2 separate regions of the Homo sapiens genome follow, and region 1 is linked to region 2. A link is an interaction called in ENCODE POLR2A ChIA-PET data of the cell type or tissue named here. Cell type or tissue: PC-3. All regions are shown on one strand. Links, peaks and the distances in the headings refer to the core of each region. The heading gives the core; the rest is flanking DNA.

Region 1 (8,473 bases), core at 1,884-5,883, 100 kb before region 2:
TCAAAGACAAACACAGAAGGAAAACAAACTCTGTGTAATTGATTACATAAAACAGATTTTATTTTCAACAACAAAATTTACATCTGAAATTATATTAGAATTCCATCCTTCCAAAAAACTACCTATTCAATTTCATATCTGAAGTAAGTTTTTTAAATGGAATCTTAATTAATGTTAATTATTTTCTACAGTGAATTTGCCATTTTATTTAAGGTGCATTTAATCATGTATTTCTTTTGAGTATTGAGTGAGTAAAATTATATACTCTCTCTCCCACCTTTCACACATTTGTCTTTTGCAGCATTTCTCTTTTATTGTTGTTCATCAATTGAATTAATGAACTGTGAAATCAGTTATTATTCTGAGGGTATATAAATTATCATTTTTAAATCTATGCTTCCTTTAATCCGTATAAAACTGAGAAGCATTTTTCATACATCTTGAAAAAGGATTAAATAAACATCAACCTAAGAAATAGCAGCTGGTGAGTTAGTGTCAGTCACTAGCTGCACATGTGATTCCAGCTGAGACATTGCACTCTATGTGCAAGCTACAAGTAAATGGTATAGAAAGTACTCTGTCAGGGTGAATCTGTCCTCTGGGTCTTTACAGAGCATAATTAGTTTCATGTAAAATGAGTGGTTTTCAAGTTTATTATATATGAATTTAATATACCAAATAGATAGAATACAAGAAATGATAAGTGGGAAAATTTCAAAAGATTTATATTTCTCTAGTGAGCACAAAAATAGCCTATCCTGCATTCTTCTCAGTTGCCACAAGATGTGTAGTACTCTGACTTTTCCCACAAGTGAAGTGATTAACTGTCTTGTGAGGGGCATTTTACTCTTTCATTTTTTTTCTACTAAGGATAAAAAAGAAAAAAAAACATAAAAAGGATACATGACTGAGTTTGTAAAATTAAACTCTGTGCAAAAATGACACCTCCTCCATATAAAGTGTTTGAATTATACAAATCTCTGGACAATAATTTTGGAAAATTTCATAGGTGCCTTTCAGTTCACCTCTAGTTTATTTGTTATTGATAATATGAATACAACAGGAAAATGAATTCGATAAATTTCCTCTGCTTGTCTATGATCATATATTTATTTTAGGAAGCTTTTCTTTCTATAATGTATTAACAGGGACTTCTGTAACATTTTATCTTTAGCTTTCTCTTATTACATATTTGAAATAGTACATTATATTATTAGAAATACTATATTTCTTATATAATATTAGAAATAATTTTTTTCTTAGAAGTAGGGTTTTCCTATAATATTTTCCTTCTATTAAAAGCTTTACTTAATTAAACAAAAGATCTTTCTGACCAGAGACAGCTCCTTCTAGTCTATATGTTTGGTGGATCAGAGAAATGGCCACGTACATTCTCAGGGGCTATCTTTTTAAAAAGCCCTTCTCTAACTACCTGCTCTGACATTGTCTCCTCAGTTACTTCTTAGTATATCACTCTGTTTCATTCTCTGTCTAGGATTTACTATTATTTGGCACATTTTCTTCACTTACTTTTTCCCGATACATATATTTTTTTCAGGTTTTGCCCCCAACTACCATCATTTCCATACAAGATCAGTATCCTTGCCAAACTTGTTTATTTCTTTTTTCTTATACTAGAAGTATGCCTTGTACCACTAAGAATCAAGAAAAACACTCAAAAACTACCTTTACATATCAAGGACAAAAGGAAAATAAATGACATATGTGTTGAGCATCAGCTATGAGTCTGACAGTAAAGTAAAAAATGTGTGTGTGCAACTGGATCTTAAAATAAAGATTTCACTTAGGCACTTTCTAAAATGCTATGCTGACACAAGTTTCAAAAATTTTCAGATTACTATGCAAAAAGACAGTTAGAATAATGAGCAAGAAGATTGAAAGAGAGAAACAGCAAGGCAAATGAAGAGAACATGTAAACAATGCAGGAAGCAAGCATTGAGGAAATAAAGCTCATTTCTATCTTTGACTCCCCTCTGCTCCTGTCTACTGAACATTCTGTGAACATATTCTGTACATTCATCATTTCTAATGCAGCATTTCATTTCTTCACCCAAATGATCGCTGCTCCAATTTTTCCTACCTGAAATATCATTCGGAGTATTTAAGGCTTAACTCAGTTGCCATGGCTTCTCTAAGTAGTTTCTAATCCCACCAGCATATAACCCCAAAATATAGCATTTACTTCATTTTAGACCTTGGAAAATATTATTGAATTCATATCTGCTTCCTCTACTCAATTTTAAGGTCTTTCATTATAGGTAACTACTTTATTGATCTTAGCAACTCAGTGCAAGAGAGGACAACTTGTATGTAATTTCCTATAAATAATGAAATGTAATGTACTCAAGTGGAAATACTATGGACTTGGAAACCACAGAAAAGGGTTTTTGTCTGTCTGAGGGATTTTCCACACACCTCCCAGTCAGCAAGCCACACACTAGCTTTGCCACTTTTAATAAGACGCCTAAATTCCCTAAGCCTCCCTGTACGGCTTATAGATTTAGATGTCTAATGCCTCCCTCATAGAGTTTTTGTAGCAATTATATGAGGCAACATATATAAAAAACTAATGCATTCCATATATTACAACTGCTATTACTATTAATACTTTAACTGCGATTAATATTTTAATAATTGCTTTTTTAACGGAAATCAATTTAGTTAGAATGTTGAAAAAATATAGTCATATGTATCTGTGAGCTTCTTCCTTCCACAGTTCAGTGTGCTCATTTTTCATTGATGTATAACAAATTGCCACAAATTGAGCGGCTTAAAACAACATCCTTTCACATCTCAAAGTTCTGTATGTTGGAAGTTTTTGCAAGGCTTTGTGGTATTCTCTACTTTGTTTCCCAAACAGCTGCATCAAGGTTTCAGCCAAGATTGGGGGCTTATCCGAGGCTCAGGGTCCTCTTCCAGTTTTCTGATTGTTAAAAGAATTCAACTCCTCACAGCTGCAGAACTCATGGAGGCTGTGTATTCAAAGGCAGCAGGGAAGCATCTCTCTAATGTCTCACCTTTTTTTTAAAGTCTTACCTGGCTATGTTGACCCCATCCAAGATTATTTTCCTTTTGATTAACTCAAAATCAATTAATTAGTAGCTTTATGAAGGGAGAGATATCTCATCCATCAGTTAAGTCCATACTCAAGGGAAGGGGACTATACAAGATGCCCAGGGATGAAAATTTGGGAGGCCATTAGAGAATCTTGCCTATTACAGTCAAGTTAGTAATAGCAAGCTAGAAAATGCAATTTGTAGTTACATATATTAGCAGTGTACCTGTGTGTGTGGATGAACATGTGGTTATAGCAATTTCCTTGGAATATACCAAGTAAACTGTTCTAAAGATCTTAATGGAACTCTTGGGTGTAAATGAGTTGGATCTCTGGAACTGAGAATCAGAAACATGTAAAAGCATATTTTATTACATTCAAAATATATAGCTATAAGTAAAGCAAGCAGTATGTATAGGTGTCGTGTGTCCTTAGGATAAAAACAAACTAATGTTCTATTTTTAAATTAATGAGCAAAGAGGAATTTGGTTTAAAAAATATTTGACGTGGTAAGAAAAAGATGTTGAGTTTGGTTGAGAAGGCTTTTGGTCTTTGAGTGGTACCTAGATAGCACAAAAATGAAAATCAATAAAAAATAGTGTTTTAAGAGAATTAAATAGAGAAATGAAGGGGGGTGGAAGTAAAGGGAGAGAGAAAGGAAGACAAAGGTGAGAATTTGAAGACAAAAAGTACCCCACACCCTTCCCTCTACTTGAAATACATTTTCTGGTGACAGCAATAAAGATAAAAAGAGATGAAAAATAAACATGAAGAAAGTGACCTAAAACCAAAATGCTAAAATATATACAATTTATATAGAAAATTATTGAGAAAAGTATTCAAAAAGAAACTATACTTCATTATGATTTAAAAACCAAATTGAAGGCTCATACTTTTTTCAACCTAAAAGCTTACATCATGAAATTTTTGCAACATTATTTTTAAACTCTAGAAACATCACACCTTGCCCAACTACTGCCTACATACTCTAGAAGAAAACATGGGATTCTTACTAACAAATGACAGACATATTTGTTTTGCATTTTAATGTGATATGCAGAAATAGATTGGAAGCAAATATTGCATTTTTTGGTATCATTTCTCAGAAAAAAACCTTGAGGAAAAATTTTTTCATAATTAGTTTTGACTTTGTATTATACCAAATGCATTCATTTTGGGGGCATGTTTCCCAAAAATCTCTGAAGTAATGATGAAACTTTAAGTCCATATAAGTATTTGTTGGCATAATTCCACTCTGAACAGCAAGCACATATGACATGAGGGTTGCACTGTGCTGGGGCAGATATGAATGAAAAGACTAAGAATTAAATGGGAATTTAAAAAAATGCTTTTTCTTAATAAAAGGAAATGAAGCCTTTTCTGCAAATTTGCTTAGGGCTAGAGAATTTAAACTAATACCCCTGGGACATTAAATGGCAAATTAGTAGATTAATGAAGGATTATAAATATAAATATATATTTATTTTTACACATATACATATATGTATACATATATTTGTATACATTGTACACATATATTTGTATACATTGTATACATATATTTGTATACATTGTATACATATATTTGTATACATTGTATACATATATATGTACATTTATATATATAACCTCCATGTCATACATATTTGCCTTTCAGAGTGGAACCATGCCAACATATACATATATGAACTTAATTATTCATCATTACTTCAGAAATTTTTGGAAAACATGTCGCCAAAATGAATGCATTTAATATACTACAAATTCAAAACTAATTATAAAAAAAGTCCTCAAGGTTTTCTTCTGAGAAATGATACCAAATATGTAATATTTGCCTCATATACATATACAGATTATATATGATTATATATGATATATATACATACAGATTATACATGATATATATATTTACATGATAAAAAACTAGTTGTTGCAGGAAACCATATACATCTCTTTAGAGTACTTTAGACATTTACTTATCTTGAAAGAGAAGATAGAACTCCATTGTTAAAGATAAAGTTTCACTTTTCTTGGGATTTTATGGTGTTTATGTCCATAGATGCAAGAACATCTTTCTCTGGATGGAGATTTACTCAAAAGGAATATTTACAGAGAATGAATTAAGCTACCACTTTATTAACAGCTTTTACATACTCTGTATAACAACAAATTCAGAAAAAGTCTGACCGGAGCTCCTGAATTATGATCAAAAGTTGAATGGGACTCCTAATCAGCAAAATGTCCCCTATCTCTCAGCAGTATTTTGGGACACCTGTGATCAGACAACTAATGGCTACAGATAGCGTAATCTACAAAGAAGGCCCTGACTTGAATAGACCCACATGCCTGCAAAATTAGAAAAATGGGAGAAAGAAACTTAACCCTGAAAATCCAAACTGCCCAATGAATGAAGCTTTTCATAGGTCTGTTTTCTATATAGAGGCATGGAGCTCTAGAAAAAGAATAAATTCTTGACTTTAAAGGATTAAAAAAAATCCTTTTTAGTAAAATTTAGCTCAAGAAGCAGAGAAGGCTTTGCAAACAGTTTTAAGATATTGTACAAGATGCCCTGAGTTTGGTTGCATGACTCAGTATTTGCAATGATGCTAAAGGTATCTATATTAGACAGAGAAGCTATATAAGGTCTCTGGAAAGCTCCAATTTGAGGCTGCAACTCATGCTAGCGTACTGTAGCAAGGCCGTGTCTTCAGTCACAGATAATTATTCTTTGTGTTTAAAATAGTTCCTGCTGTGTGAATAAATTCCTGATCACGAAAAAGCAAGTGAGTATGTAATCAGACTATTGGCTGCAACCCTGCCCAACACCAGATATTGGGCAATGACTTGACTATCCCCATCATTATCTTGGTATTATAACATTACCAAATCATAAGGTAAGGTGGCCATAGAGGTAATCCATTGTGCAATTAAAATGATACTTTCTGGAACTGGCCAGAGAACATCTAGAGGGCACAAGTAAGTTACATAAGCAGGTAGCCCAGTACTGTTGAACAAAGTCTCTTTCTCAGCTCATATCTCTGGCCTTATGGCTGACAGAAGCTTAGTTCACAAATGGGTTGGCCTGATAAATTAATACAAGCTGAAAATGTAAAACCACGTCAAGACAGAACAATGAGGAGTTTATTTGTTTGCTAGTGCTTTTGTAAAAATGTACCATAGTCTGGGTGGTTTGAAACAGCAGAAATTTATTTTCTCACTGTTCTGGAAGCCAGATCTCTGAAATCAAGTAATCAGCAGGGCCATTCTCCCTCTGAAATCTGTAGAAAACAAGGGTTCCTTGCCTCATCCTGGCTTCTGGAGGCTGTCAGAAATCCTTGGCATGTCTTGTCTTACAGCTACATTGCTCCAATCTCTGCCTCTGTTGTCACATGGCGTTATACCTGTGTGTGTCTCCATATCCAACCCTTTCTTTCCTTTCTTTTATAAAGACACCAGTTACTGGATTAGGGTCACATTCACAGGTCCCAAGAGTTACAACTTCAGCATATATAGGTTGGTGCAAAAGTAATTGTGGTTTTTGTCATTGAAAGTAATTGAAAAAACTGCAATAACTTTTGCACCAAGCTAATAATTTGGGGAGACACAATTCAACACACAACAAGAAGTGACACTAAAGGCTGGTGTCAAGGGGAATCCTCATTGTGAGCAGACCTTGGAGGAGTAACTTGGTCACTCAATTGTCTAGCCAATTGGTGAGGGCCTTGAAAGGAATGAGATGAGGAATTTACAATCAAAGAGGCCTGGAGGAGCGGTACTCAGATTTATGCTGGTTAAGATTTTTGTGCCTCAAGGCTGGAAGCAGTGGCTTATGCCTGTAATCCTAACACTTTGGGAGGCCAAGGGGGGGCGGATCACCTGAGGTCACAAGTTCAAGACAAGCCTGGCCAACATGGCAAGACCCTGTCTCTACTAAAAACACAAAAATTAGCCAGACGTGGTGGCACATGCCTGTATTCCCAGCTATATGGGAGGCTGAGGCAGGAGAATTGCTCGAACCTAGGAGGCAGAGGTTGCAGTGAGCCGAGATTGCGCCACTGCACACTAGCCTAGGCATTAGAGCAAGACTCCATCTCAAAAAAAAAAAAAAAAGATTTTTGTGCCTCAGGTTAATGACCACTACAGTTTATACATCACACAGGACACATTCAAAAACCATATAGACTGGCAGGGTGCGGTGGCTCATGCCTGTAATCACAGCACTTTGGGAGGCTGAGGTGGGTGGATCACCTGAGGTCAGGAGTATGAGACCAGCCTGGCCAACATGGTGAAACCCCATCTCTACTAAAAATACAAAAATTAGCCAGATGTGGTGGCAAGCACCTGTAATCCCAGCTACTCGGGAGGCTGAGGCAGGAGAAGCACTTGAACTCAGGAGGCGGAGGTTGCAGTGAGCCGAGATCACGCCATTGCACTCCATCCTGGGGAACAAGAGCAAGATTTCATCTAAAAAAAAAAACAAAAAAAAAACACCATATAGACAGGATGGCCCATTAAGTGGGCATCAGCCATCTTATGTTCTTGACTACCAGTGTTTGTGGAAGAAGCCATGAATACAATAAGTGTGACAGTAGAAAGAAAAGCTATGCATGGGTCCAGTGGTTTAAGCTTCTTTTCGGAAAACAAGATCTATCTTCCACTCATGTTTGAAAGTCTGAAGTTTACAAAACAGATATCAATGCTGAGCCCGTGAAATGGTGCTAATGGCTCCAAGGAGACTAATTCAGTTGCTCATGAGAAGGTAATTATTTCCAGTCCTTGTATCCTGGAGGGAAGCATTTCATCCAAAACAGAATTAGCTCTTACTTTATTACTGATTTTCCTTCCCTGCCTATAGTTTTACTGACAACACCAACATCTAAGATTTATAACATGTGACAACATTTCAGTTTAAAAGATCCATTTTATATAAAAGACAGGGTGACAATGAGAACATGATTATGAGATCCACTGATTCTATCCCAGGTCATATTATCCAGAATTACCAGGCTAATGGTATAATGGGACGTCTTATTAAAGACTCAACTATGGTACCATGTCCAACACTCCTCAGGGTTGCAGTGTTGTCTGCAAGAATACAGTGTATGCATTGAAATGATTTCTTGAAATATGAAATTTGAATCAAATGGTAGAACATACAAGCTCATTGATGAAAGAAGAATGGCCTTTCTCACCACCACTGCCAGTCACCTGTGAGGAATTTATGCTTCCTTCCTCTGAAATCTTAGGCTCTGATGGATTAGATGTCTTGGTTTCTGAGGCATGAGAGGTGAGAACATTTGTAGTAGGGAACACAGTAGAACAGGGTTCTCTATTACATAATAGTGGCAGGGAGTATGTGTTGACATGGGAACATCCTCTTGGGCCTCTGGTCGTCTT
Region 2 (4,000 bases), core at 1-4,000:
TGTTCTCCAGGTGTCTTTTAATTCCTTTTTTCATTCTAGCTTCTATACATTCCAAAGTATACATAATATTTATAAGAGTTGTTGTGCATGATTCTTTAATCAATTTCCATTAACCAACCACCCATCAAGTTGAACATGGCCAATAACTTAGGTATTCTTTCCATATCCCATCACCCTTTCTAAACCCAAAGGTAACACCTATTCTAAACATTAGGATTAACATCTCCTTCTTTTGCCATACTTGTATCATATGACTATTTATTCCTGAACTATATATTTCTAGTTTTCTTTGTTTTGAAGTTTTATAAAAATAAAGCACCCCATCCCCCCCCCCAAAAAAAACTAACCCCTGGAATCTAAGAATGTGTTATGTTTCAGGGCAAAGGGAAACCAAGAAAGCAGTTGGAATTAAAGCAGATGATCAGCGGACCTTAAAACAGGGAGATGATTGTGGTTTATTTGGGTGAGCCCAGTGTGATCAGAATGGTCCTTAAAGATAAAATAGAGAGTCAGTGAGAGTCAGAGGAGGAGATGTGACCACAGAAGCAGAAGTCAGTGTTGTGATTGCTGACTTTGAAGATGGGAGGGGGCCAAGAGCCAAGGAGCGCAGACAGCCTCAACAAGTCAGAAAAGGCAAGAAAATGGGGTTCTTCCCTTGGAGACTTCAGAAAAGAACACAGCCCAGTAGCTATCTTGATTTTAGCCCAGTTTAAACCTATTTCAAACTTCTGGCCTCCAGAACTGTCAGATAACAAATTTTCATTGTTTTAAGACCGTATGATTGAGTTAACTTATTATAACAGAAATAAGAAAGTAATAGAGATATGTAAAACTTTATGTAGTCTTCTGAGATAAGATTTTTTTCAAAAAATGTTATGTTTCAACAATTAACACATATACTCCTTTAGCTGTGCTTTATGCATCCCATGTGCTGTAGTGTAACCCACTCTTGTAAGATTGACTATAGTGCAATTTATTTATCCATCCATTCTTTGTCCATAGACATTTAGTTGTTTCCTTTTTTTGTTTGTTTGTGTGTGTATTTTTGCTATTACAAAAATGATGATGCTACAAATATTCTTGTGTATGGGTTCTGGTGTACATGTAAATCTCTGTAATGTAGGATGAGTGACAAGTCAACTTTATAAAATAAGATCATATTATTTTCTTAAGTTGTTATACCAATTTACATTTCAAACAGCAATGTATAAGTATTTTTTTAAAAAATACACAGCCTCTTTTAACATTTGGTATTCTCCAACACCTTAATTTTTTATAATCTACAGTGGGGGTAAAATATATTTCATTGCATTTCCTTCATGAATAACAAAATTGATCATCTTTTCAAATATATATTCCTCAAATGTGCTTATTTGGTAAAATGCCTACTCCTACTTTTTGACTGCTTTGTAATTTATTATTAATTTTTATAATAATTTAGAGAAGTGCTTTTTATTGGTTATTTATATTTCAAATATCAACTACCCATTTGTGGCCTCTCTTCTTTCTTTGTATTTTTTGATGAGCAGAACTTCTAAATTTTAAATATTTTATCAATACTTAATTTAGCATTATGTACTTTAAAAAAATCTTTTCTTACCTGAAGGTATTTATACATAATCTACATTGTCTTTTAAAGTTTTAAATTTTGCCTATAAAATTTAGGTGGTTTATCTACCAGGAAATGAGTTATTTTAACTTTATCAACATTTTGTAGTTTTCATTGATACGTAAAAAATGTGCATGTTTTCTGGGTACATGTGATAATTCGATACATTCACATAACCAAATCAGGATAATTTGATATCATCTTAAATATTTATTTTTTCTTTGTGCTAGAGACATTTGAATTATTCTTTTTTAGTTATTTTGAAATGTTCAGTCGATGATGAATCAGTCATTGATTAATCATCCTCCTTATCTGTCAAACACCATGTCTTATTTCTTCTGTTTAACTGTATGTCTGCTTTAATTGTGTGAAGTACTTGTTCATTTTCCCCCTAAGGATAGACATTTTTTGAAATGTCAAAACTCTCATTATTTCCCCCAAGGATATAATACCACTTCCATCATGCCTAAGTTTCCATGCCCAAGTGTGCCTGGTTCTGTACTGTGTAGTGTAATCCACATGTCAATCTATGTGTCACTGTATCAATACCACAGTGTCTTAGTCACTGTAGCTGTGTAGTGAGTTTTGATAACTGGTGAGGAAAAGGCCCCTCTCTACCCCATTGACCTTCACATTTTCACATTTAATATTAAATTCAGATTTTCGTCTTTAAAAAATGTGATTTTAATTGAGATTATATTTAAACTGCATATCTTTTTAGATGAATAAAAAACTTTGACATATTGACATCTTCAATTTTGGAATATAATATACTTCATTTACTTAGATACTATTTATAACTTTAATTATTAGTATATTTTCAGGATTTATGTCTTATGATATGATAGTATTGATGTATATTTCTTTTTAATTTATTAACAAGGTTTCTTTTAATTCTTATTCTGTCTCATTTGTGTTTTTCTTCATTTGCATATTTTTAAATCATGAATGGCTATTGAATTCTATCTAACTCTTACTTCACCAAGTAGGATTATTTAAAAATTTTGTTTATCTTCTAATCATCTTTTAATCTTTTAATGTTATTAATTGCTTGATAATTTTTTCTAATGTTGCCCTATCTGTATTCTTGAAATGAATGCAGTAGATGAAATTGAGGTCATCACTTTTGTAGACATTGCTTGCTAAATGTGGTAGTCATTAGTGCTACTCACTGATATTTGTTTCTTCTCTTCTTTCTTCCCTAACTTTAATTAGGCATAGCCAATTCATGGTGAATGGAAGACCTGTGTGTCACTTCTGGGCTGCAATATTTAATTACAAGTCTGAACTGTCCAGAACGATCTTCCTCCTTCCAAAGAGATCTTGGAAGCACATGTTGCAATAGAGCTTGTGAGCTTCTAGTTCACTGAATGACTCATTGAATAGAGTTCTTTCGACAACCAGAAAATGGGCATAAGGGAAAATAAACTTTTTTTTTCTGTTAAACATATGAGATTTGGGAGCTTTTTATACCACAGCATTACCTGACCTATCTAAGTGATAGAGTGAGAGTCAATAAGAATCAATATTCATAAATCAGACTCGCCTATAATTTTCATTTGTCAAACTATCCTTTTCTAGTGTCAGATAACGTTGCACTGTTTTCATAGAATAATATACATTTTCATATCTTTGGATGAATTTTATGATCTTGGAATGATGTACTCCTTTTACATCTGCTAAATCTCAAGTGTAAATTTTTTTTTTTTTAGTTTGTGGGAAGATTTTAGCAAATGTTCATGTTGAAGGCTTTTTCTAACTTTCCTAAGTTCTTTGAAGAGATAATGCTAGTATTTCATATAAAGAAGATATGTAGAAAAGCGATTTGAGAATGGAGATAAAAAGAATCAAATGTTTACTCATGCTGAGAAATGGCAGATCCTTGGGCTGCAGAAAGAGAGGATGGGATTTGTTCGTTGTTCTCTGACCTTACCTTAGGAAATTTGTAAGACCTCACACAAATATTAGGTTGGCACGAAAGTAATTGCAGTTTTTACCATTACTTTTAATGGCAAAAGCCACAATTACTTTTGTGCCAACCTAATATTTGGCATCTATGGGGTTTACCACTGAAGCATGACATCTTCTAAAAGATTATCATTCTCAAAGCAAAGAAAAAGAAAACCAGATGCATAGGATCTGAAACAGTCATGCTGGCTTGTACCTTGTGTATTCCAGTGGCAATCAATGTGCGCCCACACTGAAGGATCAGGGGGATTTCCTAAAGCAAATTGTTCTAATTCTCTGTAGGATTCTAGAAACTTGACATAATTTAGAAAAACTTTTTGATTACAATAGAAATATAATTTTCCATAATTTCTGTGGGTTTACTATCAGATACAAATAAAGATTGATTTAAATAAATAAAAAATGTGATATTTGCACACATTA

Evidence for each region. ChIA-PET counts read pairs that join two places held together with the same protein. Peaks named below come from ENCODE experiments on the same cell type or tissue, not always from the same donor. Only the 100,000 strongest peaks of a DNase experiment are listed, where the experiment ranks them.
Region 1: POLR2A ChIA-PET joins it to region 2 with 5 read pairs; 2 of 35 experiments call an interaction of 5 or more read pairs at or near these places.

The regions. Positions count from the first base shown.
Region 1 is chr13:65,857,598-65,866,070 of GRCh38, forward strand. It overlaps LOC105370241 (a long non-coding RNA gene), which reads right to left and starts at 8,354. Exons shown (of 2, transcript XR_942031.1): 1 at 8,234-8,354. LINC01052 (long intergenic non-protein coding RNA 1052) reads left to right here and starts at 8,450. Exons shown (of 3, transcript NR_132362.1): 1 at 8,450-8,473. In PC-3, for the core only: no CTCF peak of the experiment used is centred there; no DNase peak of the experiment used is centred there.
Region 2 is chr13:65,962,767-65,966,766 of GRCh38, forward strand. MIR548X2 (microRNA 548x-2) reads right to left here and starts at 3,663; the gene lies at 3,564-3,663. In PC-3, for the core only: no CTCF peak of the experiment used is centred there; a DNase peak (open chromatin) is centred at 2,115; H3K27ac peaks cover 642 bases.